Regions from separate parts of the Homo sapiens genome. Here region 2 is linked to region 1. Evidence: chromatin loops called from intact Hi-C (ENCODE). Cell type or tissue: K562. All regions are shown on one strand. Each heading gives the region's core, and the rest is flanking DNA. Links, peaks and the distances in the headings are about the cores only. Region 1 has its middle 31 kb from the start of FAT4. Region 2 overlaps LINC01091 (long intergenic non-protein coding RNA 1091).

The links. A loop is a pair of places that touch in the nucleus more often than their neighbours do. Peaks named below come from ENCODE experiments on the same cell type or tissue, not always from the same donor. Only the 100,000 strongest peaks of a DNase experiment are listed, where the experiment ranks them.
Region 2: a loop joins it to region 1, with 10 times the contacts of the local background. A loop is called at or near these places in 3 of 110 quality-filtered maps.

Annotation. Positions count from the first base shown.
Region 1 is chr4:125,281,582-125,286,967 of GRCh38, forward strand. No RefSeq gene overlaps it. Among named protein-coding and RNA genes, the nearest start is that of FAT4, 31 kb to the right of the region's middle. In K562, for the core only: a CTCF peak has its summit at 2,315 (motif pointing left); no DNase peak of the experiment used is centred there.
Region 2 is chr4:123,770,711-123,776,096 of GRCh38, forward strand. All of the region lies in intron 3 of LINC01091 (long intergenic non-protein coding RNA 1091), which reads left to right. Among named protein-coding and RNA genes, the nearest start is that of LINC01091, 120 kb to the left of the region's middle. In K562, for the core only: a CTCF peak has its summit at 2,310 (motif pointing right); a DNase peak (open chromatin) is centred at 2,331.

The sequences.
Region 1 (5,386 bases), core at 1-5,000:
CAATCAGTGCTCTGTGTCTAGCTAAACTAGTGGGGACTTGGAGAACTTTTCTGTCTAGCTAAAGGATTGTAAATTCACCAATCAGCACTCTGTGTCTAGCTAAAGGATTGTAAGTGCATCAATCAGCGCTCTATGTCTAGCTAATGGGGTGGGGAGTTAGAGAACTTTTGTGTCTAGCTAAAGGATTGTAAATGCACCAATCATCATTCTGTGTCTAGCTAAAAGTTTGTAAATGCACCAATCAGCACTCTGTCAAAACAGACCAATCAGCTCTCTGTAAAATGGGCCAATCAGCAGGATGTGGGTGGGGCGCGGGGGGGGGGCGGGGGTGGGTGGTCAGATAGGGGAATAAAAGCAGCTCCCCAGCCCACATTGCGTGGTGGAGTCACTTTCCACGCTGTGGAAAGTTTGTTCTTTCACTCTTAGTAGTAAATCCTGTTGCTGCTCACTCTTTGGGTACCTGCTGCGTTTATGAGCTGTAACACTCACCGTGAAGGTCCGTGGCTTCATTCTTGAACTCAACTAGACCAAGAACCCACAAATTCCGGACACAATGCTATTATCACTAAACCATAATTTGTGCATTTTTTCAAGTTACACACACAGACACACATTCACAGCACTTCCTAGTTACTAAAATGTAATACAGTCTTACAGATGTTTTTTGTATGAATAAATGGATAAGTAAATGTATGAAGAAGGGAAGAAATAAATGTATTTATGTTCAACTCTCTCAGTAATGAGTAACCATTTTAATTTGAATTACTTGACTTTCATTCATGTCGTCTGGTTCAATAAGAAAAGCTGAAGAAGATGTGTAATTTCAGCTGGTAGTCTCGTTCCTTTTTTTTTTTTTTTTCGAGACAGAGTCTCTGTCACCCAGGCTGGAGTGCAGTGGCGTTATCGCAGCTCACTGCAAGCTCTGTCTCCCAGGTTCAAGTGATTCTCCTGCCTCAGCCTACCGAGTAGCTGGGACTACAGGCATGCACCACTACACCCAGCTAATTTTTTGTATTTTTAGTAGAGATGGGGTTTCACCATGTTAGCCAGGATGGTCTCGATCTCCTGACCTTGTGATCCCCGCGCCTCGGCCTCCCAAAGTGTTGCTATTACAGGCGTGAGCCACTGCGCCCGGTCCTTAATGGTCATTCTTTTTGTGGCTCTTTCCTCCATAACTTCTAAACCCAACAACTATCATCTTTTACCCCTTATATTCAATTTTGAGAAAAATAATTTTAAATACTAGTTCCATGTGCAAATATTCCTCTGCATCTCTCTTTCTGCCCTGGGAGCATTGTGTGAAAGTGGAGAATAGTGAGAATTTGATACAGTGATATTTTTTCAACCATTTTTTTTATTTTTATCCTGGACACATGACTATCTCTATGCTACAACTCTCTTTGAAGAATTCTCACTGTGCCATGTTCATTCCTTGTTGTTTCCAGATGTAGTATTACCTAGATTACTCTTCTTTCAGCTGCTGTGAGTGTGTGCATATGAGTGTGTGTGTTCATGGGGATTTCCCTGGGGAAGGTGTATAAACAAACAAAAGAAGGATGGAAGGACACCTGGGAAGGGAAAGGAATATGTGCTGGTTTACAGTTTCCAGGTATACTGCACTATTCCCAAAATTTTGCAAATTAGATTTACTCTGTGATTATTTTTTCCCCAGTTTTCAAATATAAAGGATAAGCTTAATAACCCTTCATTGTTTACATTTCTTTTGTTAATGATACAGGATAGTAATCATAACAACAGTGCGTGTTGCATGTTTCTTATGTGCAAGTCCTGTTCCACGTGCTCTGCAGGCATATTCAGTTCTCACAGGAAACCTCTGGAGGAACTGGTTTTATTATTCGCACCTTACAGAAAAGAAAATAGAGGCAAGGAGCATTAAGAAATTGCCCAAGTCATTCAAGAAAGTAAGTAGTGAAGCCAACAAAGAAGCTACAAACTTTTACCAGTGGGACCACGATACTCATGTTCTTAATAGATTTTTCCAATTACTCAGAACTTTTTTTCACTTGGTCAAAAAGAAGAGGTTCAGAAGAGAAAGGCTATCCAGTGGGAAGAAAGTTGTGCCCTCTTCCACCCTATAGAGCAATCTTTGAGGCATAGAAAGAGCTCTTCATTGATGTCAAAATAGAACTCTGTCTTAGTACATAAAATTCTAAGTTTACGTTTTGAGACTATAAAGGTGTAAAATATAGTGCCTGTCCTGGATTTAATTTTGTAAACTTTTGGCTTTTACAAATCGCTTAAAATAAAATGATGAAGGGTTTTTAAGAAACACTGTCCTTGTTTGGTTGAAGTCTGCCACCATGTGGCCACTTTGAAAAATAACATTTTTAGAAGTGACTTCGTAAGAATTTAGATCTAGAAGGATATAGAATATGCAAATATGATATTTCATAATAGCCGAATTTAATCATTGTAGTCAGCCTATTTGTGGTAATGGTATTATTACACAAATCATTTCACAAGAGTCATTTATTTTCATTTATTTTTACTACCAGCTTTTGAGGTAGAAATGTAAGATCTCTCAGTCTGCAAGTACTATTTTTTAACCTTTCATGAAGTACTGACCTGAACAGGAATCCTTAGATTCTAGGTGGGATTCCAATGTCAACTAGCTGTATCTCTACAACATCATATGACTATGACATGGTAGATTTGGATTTTAAGCCCAGTTCAGTCTGACACTGAAACTGGACATATTAGGACCTAAACACGTTTTCCTTGCTTGAAGTTTGTAAGCTATTTTAGTATATCAATTATATTTGTCAAACAACTAAAATCTAAGCTTAACTTTGCACTAAGTTGACATAAAATTAATAGTAGAACTAGTAGTGGTATAGTATAGAATTTAGTAGTGACAGGCAAATATTCTTGTGATAGTTAATTTTAGGTGTCAACTTGACTGGATTAGATAATTCCTAGAGAGAAGGTATTTCCAGAAGAAATTAGCATGTTAATCTGAGTGGATTAAGTGGCAAAGATCTGCTGTCAATGTGGGCAGACACTATTCAGTCAGCTGGGGGCTTGGCTAGAACAAAACCAGAAAAGGCAATTAGGTCTCTCTTTCAAAGAGCTGAGATATACTCTTCTTCTCCTGTCTTGGACATCAAAACTTTAGGTTCACCAGCCGTGGGATTCTAGGACTTACACCAATATCCACGCCCCCTGCCATCTCCAGATTCTCAGGCTTTCAGTCTTAAACAGAGAGCTCACCATGAGGTTCCTTAGTTCTGAGGCCTTCAGACTTGGACTGAGCCATGCTACTAGCATCCCAGGGTCTCCGTCCCAGGGCTTGTCATGGGACTTCTCAATCCCCATAATTGCACGAGAGCTAATTCCTTTAATAAAATCCCCCTCATGTATCTATGTCTATACCTATATCTATTAATAATATCTCTCTCTGTATATATATGTATCCTATTGATTCTGTCTCTTTGGAAAACCCTGGATTGATAGAATTAGTATCTTGTTAAGAATTGGTGCCTAAGGATTTCAAAATTGTTTTCTCCACATTATGTCAAATGAAACAAAACAAAAACAAAATAACACCTTTGATATGCTTTGGCTCTGTGTCTCCACTGAAATATCATTTCCAATTGTAATTCTCCCCTGTCAGGGGAGAGGCCTGGTGGGAGGTGATTGAATCATGGGGGTGGACATCCCCCTTGCTGGTCTCCTGATAGTGAGTGAGTTCTCACAGGATCTGGTGGTTTAAAAGTGTGTGGTAGTTTCTCTCTCTCTCTCTACCCTGTCACCATGTAAGATGTGCCTTGCTTTCCCTTCCGCCATGTGTGTAAGTTTTCTGAGGCCTCTCCAGTCATGTGAACTGTGAATCAGTTAGACCTCTTTTCTTTGTAAATCTCCCAGTCTCAGGTAGTTCTTTATAGGAGTGTGAAAACTGACAAATACAATCTTCTATAAATTTATCAACAAATATGTAATGTATGCCTGTTTGTTTTATAAACTTCCTACTGTAAGGAGATGAGAAATTATCCCTATGTACTAAAGTGTACTAAAGTACCACTAATTTTATGAAATAGCAGTCTATAACAACACACTTTGATTAAACTTTATTACTATTAAGATTGACATTTTTGGCCAGGAGCGGTGGCTCACGCCTGTAATCCCAGCACTTTGGGAGGCTGAGGTGGGTGGATCACGAGGTCAGGAGATCCAGACCATTCTGGCTAACACGGTGAAACCCCACCTCTACTAAAAATACAAAAAATTAGCCAGGCGTGGTGGCGGGTGTCTGTAGTCCCAGATACTAGGGAGGCTGAGGCAAGAGAATGGCGTGAAACCAGGAGGCAGAGCTTGCAATGAGCCGAGATCGCGCCACTGCACTCCAGCCTGGGCGACAGAGCGAGACTCCATCTCAAAAAAAAAAAAAGAAGGTTTATATTTTTGATCCCCATCAAGTTTTATAAGATGCAGTTGCCAATTTCTTATCCTTAGAAGTATGCATACCATCTGTTACAATGTTTCCTCTCCTTTCATGAAGTCACATGATCAAAAGAATCTATTTCCTTAAGAGCTGATATTATATTATTCACTTCGCTTTTTTTTATTTATTTTTTTGAGATGGAGTTTCACTCGTGTTGCCCAGGCTGGAGTGCAGTGGTATAATCTCGGCTGACTGCAACCTCCACCTCCCGGGTTCAAGTAATTCTCCTGCCTCAGCCTCCTGAGTGGCTGGGCTTACAGGCATCCACCACCATGCTCAGCTAATGTTTTGTATTTTTAGTAGAGATGGGGTTTCGCCATGTTGGCCAGGCTAGCCTCAAACTCCTGACCTCAGGTGTTTCATCCAACTTGGCCTCCCAAAGTGCTGGGATTATAGGCATGAGCCACCATACCCGGCCATATTATTCACTTTTCATTGCAAAATCATTTCAATTGTCAGATAATTTAGGTAAAGTATCAGTTAGGGGAAAGTGATTTACTATTCCACATAATTCTTCTTACTTCTTCTTCATAATGTTATATAAGAAAGAAAGAATGAACAACCACCATCTTTCACTTCCTCTAAAAATTATAGGTAGAGGAAAGTCCAAAACTTTTTAAAAATAGTCTAGAGATGTTTTGTGAAATCCTGTCCTAAAAACATTGCTGCAATAACTGTGGACTGTATCTGCAAAGCAAAAACAAAGAAACTTTATTACATAATTTTCACAAGTCAAAACAAAAGAAAATCACTAAATTTGAGCCTACTGTTCTGGTTTTATCTTTCTCTAATATTTTAAAAATCTATGATATACAGCAATCCCCCCTTATGTGTGATTATGCTTTCTGTGGCTTCAGCTACCCATGTTCAACTCTGATTTGAAAATATTAAATAAAAAACTCCAGAAATAAACAATTCATCAGT
Region 2 (5,386 bases), core at 63-5,062, 1.5 Mb before region 1:
ACTACAGGCGCCCGCCAACGCGCCCGGCTAATTTTTTGTATTTTTAGTAGAAACGGGGGTTTCACCATGTTAGCCAGGATGGTCTCGATCTCCTGACCTCGTGATCCGCCCGCCTCGGCCTCCCAAAGTGCTAGGATTACAGGCGTGAGCCACCGTGCCCAGCCACAGACAAATTTTAAAGGTGAACCATTTATCTTGGATAATTTTTAGTTCTATGGGCACCCGCATCGCTGAAAACAAAGCTAAAAAAAAAAAATCCCATAGGCACAAAGCCAACTTTGAAAGTGAGAACCTACTGAGCTTCAACCAAACCCACTGACAGTGCACCACAGGTGGACACCACATGGAAGGATGAAAAAATGTGATTGTGAAGGTCATGTTGACAGTTCCATGTCCATAATCTATTCTTCTTAAATTTGATCTGTGCATCTGGTATATATTTATGCATGTATTTGTGCTATAGGAGCTTAGAGTTCTTTAAGTAGGTCAGGGTTATCTGTGCTATGAAACCTCCTGCTGGGAAGAGATGGTGAGGTGGTGTGAGTGCGCTGGCAAATGCTAGTGGCCTTGGATTACACAGGGCCCTATTAGAGGAGGTTTTGAGGTTGTTTGGGGATCTCTGCATCTGAGAAGAGGATTAGTAGGAACTATACTTCAAAGAGGACCAGGAATGTACCATTTCCTATAACCTGTAAGAGCCAAGGAAAATTCTGCTGCTGCAGATTCAGTTCAGGACAAGAGTTGAAAATCACAGTTAGTACCAAGCCAATGATCCTCTGCTACTATTGCTTATAATATGCTGAGAATAAATAATTTGATAATGGAAGATTAGGAGACACATAAAATGGATACCTACATGGCTTATAGTGTAGATGAAGGTCTGTTTAAGGGCACATGATCACCTTTTTGAGCACATTTCAGGTTGGTGTCTTAGTCTGTTTAAATTACTTTTCAACAAATGTAACATCTTATTGACTTCTCAAAGCATGATTAACATAGATATCTATCCAAGTTATCATCTTTATGAATGGTGAAATAGCCCCTTAGGGAGAGCTACTATGTTTCTTATATTTTCTAGTAGAAAGTATGGTTTAGAGTCTTATGTCAGGAGGTATGGCTTGGTCTTAGCAAGTGTGACCCACAGCAAGAGTTCATAGTGGTTCTTCCACTCAGATTGGACCACTGTCTGAATGTCAAGAAGTAGCTGATTGGATTGTTTCAACAGCTTCAACAGTCCTTTCTTTATGTTGAGTCCTTTCACCATCCTGCTGACATCATCTGGTTACATTGATGGGAGTCTGCTTTGTGTTAAAATATATCACATGTAGTTTTTCTTAATTTCTTTCTTTCTTCTTCCTTCCTTCTTTCCTTCCTTCCTTCTTTTCTTCCTTCATTCCTTTCTTCATTCCTTTGTTCCTTCCTTCTTTCCCTCTGATAAACTTTCTAAAGTTGTAATTTTGTGGTTTTTCTTAACGCCATTTGTTACTCACCTAGATCTGCCATTTGGTAAACGTTCAATATTGGGCCACTTACTAACCATTTTGTGCCTCAGTTTTGTCATCTAAAACATGGGAAAAATAAATGCCTTGTAATGTTGTTCTGAGTATTAAATGAGCTAATACAGGTAAAACTTTTAGAACAGTACCTAACATACAGCAAGTGCTGAATAGGTGTTAGCTCTCATTTCTCGTCATATTGAACAGAGATGAGCAATTGAAAATCTGTGCTGGAATTTTGTGTCAACAAATTTATTATTCTTCTTCTACCATTTCACCAGTGTTTTGGTTTTACTACCTTTGAACACACAGGCTCAAGAGCAGATATAATCTCAAGCCATTAAAAGCATTTATTAGACATCCGTTATCCATATTATATAACCAAGGGGTTCTAAACTGTGGCCTGGTTTAGAAGTGGGGTGGTGAGTATGACCTCCCAGTAGGTGTGTTTCCCTGGCTGTACACACGCATGGGGGCACTCAGGGCTATTTCCAGATAAAATTTACATCTATGTGCCTAATGGTCCCAGGTGGACATATAGAGATGAATGTGTTGAATGAGTCTCCTGGTTTCTGGAGCTTGAAAGCTCCCTGTTAGAAGGGACTGATGATTCTTTCCATCCCACCTTATGGAATGTGAGCCTTACCCAGACCTAAATGAATGTCAGTGCTCTGTGAGCACCACCATTATCAAGCTGTGGAGTGACGTTGGCAGTGGAGGGCATGCACCTGACATAGAGAAATTTACACCCTTGGCGTAATCCTGGAGGTAACGGCGCTTCCAGAGTCACATAGTCCCTAAAGTGACACTAGAGGGCGCAGTATGGACATAGCTGTGAATTGCGCTCTGGACTTGTGAGTGACTTAGCCAATCCAAGGCTGGGCTCGATAGCTCTTTGAGGAGGTGAGGGAACTGAAGAAAAGCAAGAGGGACTGGGGAATCTAGAAAGGAGCATTCTTTGAGAGAAATAATAGTGATGATAGCTACCATTTATTGAGCACTTATTAAAGGTATGATTTAAATACATTGTCTCATTTGATCTTCACAATTATTCAGTGCAGGGCTATACTGTCTTCATAAAACAGAGGAGAACGCCTGGGGCGATGGCTCACACCTGTAATCCCAGCACTTTGGGAGGCCGAAGGGGGCGGATCATGAGGTCAGGAGTTCAAGACCAGCCTGGCCAACATAGTGAAACCCAGTCTTTACTAAAAATACAATAAAAATTAGCCGGGTGTGGTGGCAGGCGCCGATAGTCTCAGCTGTTTGGGAGGCTGATGCAGGACAATTGCTTGAACCCGGGAGGTGGAGGTTGCAGTGAGCCGAGATCGCACCACTGCACTCCAGCCTGGGTGATAGAGTGAGACTCCTTCTCAAAACAACAACAACTAAACAAAAACAAAAAACTGAGGAGGAAATGGAGGCTTAGAGGAACTCACCCAAGGTCACACAGCCTTTAAGTGGAGGAACTGGTGTTTAATCCAGAGCTATCTGAATTCAAAGACTATCTGTATTCTTAAATCTTAACCCTAATATTCTCAGTGAGGAAGGACTGAGGTTATATCTGAAAAAGAGCAACAAATAACAGCTTCAGGGCTGCTGAGGTGGGTTTCAAAAGTCACACAACTCTGAAGTATATTTCAGACCTCCTGTTCTTGGTGATTTGAGCAAAAGGTTTATTGCAAATTATTATCCGGAAACTATGTTTGTAGACTGAGAAATGGGTTTCTGTGAAACAGCATTCATCCAGAAAAGAAGTTTTTTTTCTGCAAGAAAGCAGTTAAAACAAAAACCTGGGGGAATTTGACTCTGATTTTTTTATCACTGAGTTTTCATAGATTCTGGTAGCATTGGATGTGCATATGTTGGTGAATACAGTTCCAGACTTGCGATAATAGAAGTTGTATCATACATGTTCACCCAAGAGCCATTGCTTGACAGAGGCATCTCCAGGTCTGAGATCTCAGGGGAGAGGCCTTCACCCATGGCTGTGAGAGTTGCCATGGTTGAGAACACCAGAATTCTCTCATTGTGTTGCTTGCCTGCCATGAAGCCTCTGGAAGGATATGGTGGCTGAAATAAGGCATGAGGCACAGATACAGATTTCCTGACTCAACTTCTGGTGCAGATAACATTGTTATACTACACATATTTATAATGCCCTTTTGGGTAAGTTTTCATAGAGATCATTTTCATTTTTTACCGATGCCATTAAGCTCAGTTAAGACTATTGGCAACCTTTCTCATCCTCCTCTCCCTCAATATTCAGTAACAATGGTAAGCTACAACAACCTAAAATATTAAGTAAGACTCTACAAATGACATAAACAGAATCTTCACAAAGCAAAAATAAAATTTGTTTTCTTAACAGATGGGCAGTGATTAAAAAGATGAATAACATTCAATGCCAGTAAAGGTATGGGGAAATGGGCACTAGAATTGTAAAATCAACACCTTTTGGAAGAGTGCTTTTGTATTATCTATTAAAATTAAAATACTAATTTCCTGTATCTCAGTTATTCCACTTCCAGAAATTAACCTTTTATGTCTTCCTTTACTTGTTCCTGATTTTAACGGAATACTTTTATGTTTCACCATTAAATAACTTTTGTTGAAGTTTCCTTTTCTTCTTCTTCTTTTTTTTTAGGTACTCATCATCTCTTTAAGGAAATATCTTTCCTTTATTAGTTTTTATTATGAATCAGATTTGAAATTTATTGATGCTTTTCCTCTTTCTATTGAGATGGTCACTTCTTTTTCCTCCTTAAATTTGTTAAAGTAATTCATTTTATTGATAGAATTTCTAGTGAAAATCATTCTAGCAGTTCTGGGGTACACAAGATTTGGTATGGCATATTATTTTTATTAATTTCTGGATTTAGCTTGTTTAATATTTGATTCAGCATTTTGCATCAGTGTTCATGTCTGAGATTAGCTTTCAATGTTCCTTACTTACACTGTCTTTTAGTTTTGGTATCAAAATGAGATGAAAATTTTTGTCCTTTTATATTTTCTCAAAGAGTGTGTATAAAATTTGAATAATCTGTTTCTTGAATGTTTTGGTAGAATTTACCTGTAAAATTATCTGATCTCAGTGATGTTATTTTTCCCTCATGATAATTTTTTACTTATTGTTTTGCTCAATTTCTTTAATGTTATAGAACTATTTAAATTTTCTTTTTACATAAGGCAATTTTTGTATAGTTTTTAAAAATAAAATTGTCCATTTTTTCCAAATGATAGGCTTTTCTTGGTATTCCCTCTTTAATTTCTATTGTATGTGTAGTAATGTCATCCACTTCTCATTCTTAATGTTGTATATTTGTGGTCCTCTCTCTTTATCTCTCTTTTATCTTTTTCAGTATTACCAAATACATTTCAGGGATGCCCCTAATATTTGTGGGGCAAAAGTATGAATGGAAGTTCATGTAGTGTATTATTTCTAAATACTTAAAAATTATAAGCCAAACTCATAAAAGCTTAAGTAAAATCTATTGTTTCCTTCTACTTTGACAAATATACCTTTATAATGACTGGGAAAGCATATTTGAATTTTAAATCCTTGGAATCCTTGAAGTTCCATTCAGGAAAGTGGAAGCACAGGGACATCTGGCCCCTGGCCCATAGCCTATTCTTGTTCTCCTTCTTCTCTTCCAATCCCAACTCTGTTCCACACCATGATAGGCATCACACCATGTCGGTGAACTTACTAACCTGTGCTTCAAACTCCATTCTCACTCTGCAAATATATCCTTCTTGACTATTTCTCAGGAGGGCCAAGCCTTGGGTCCATTGGTTGGGAATCCCAGGGAACTGAGTTGTGGCCTACTTTAGAAGGGGGCTGGTGAGTGTGAGCTTGTAGTTTATTTAATCTCTGTTCTGTCACTAAT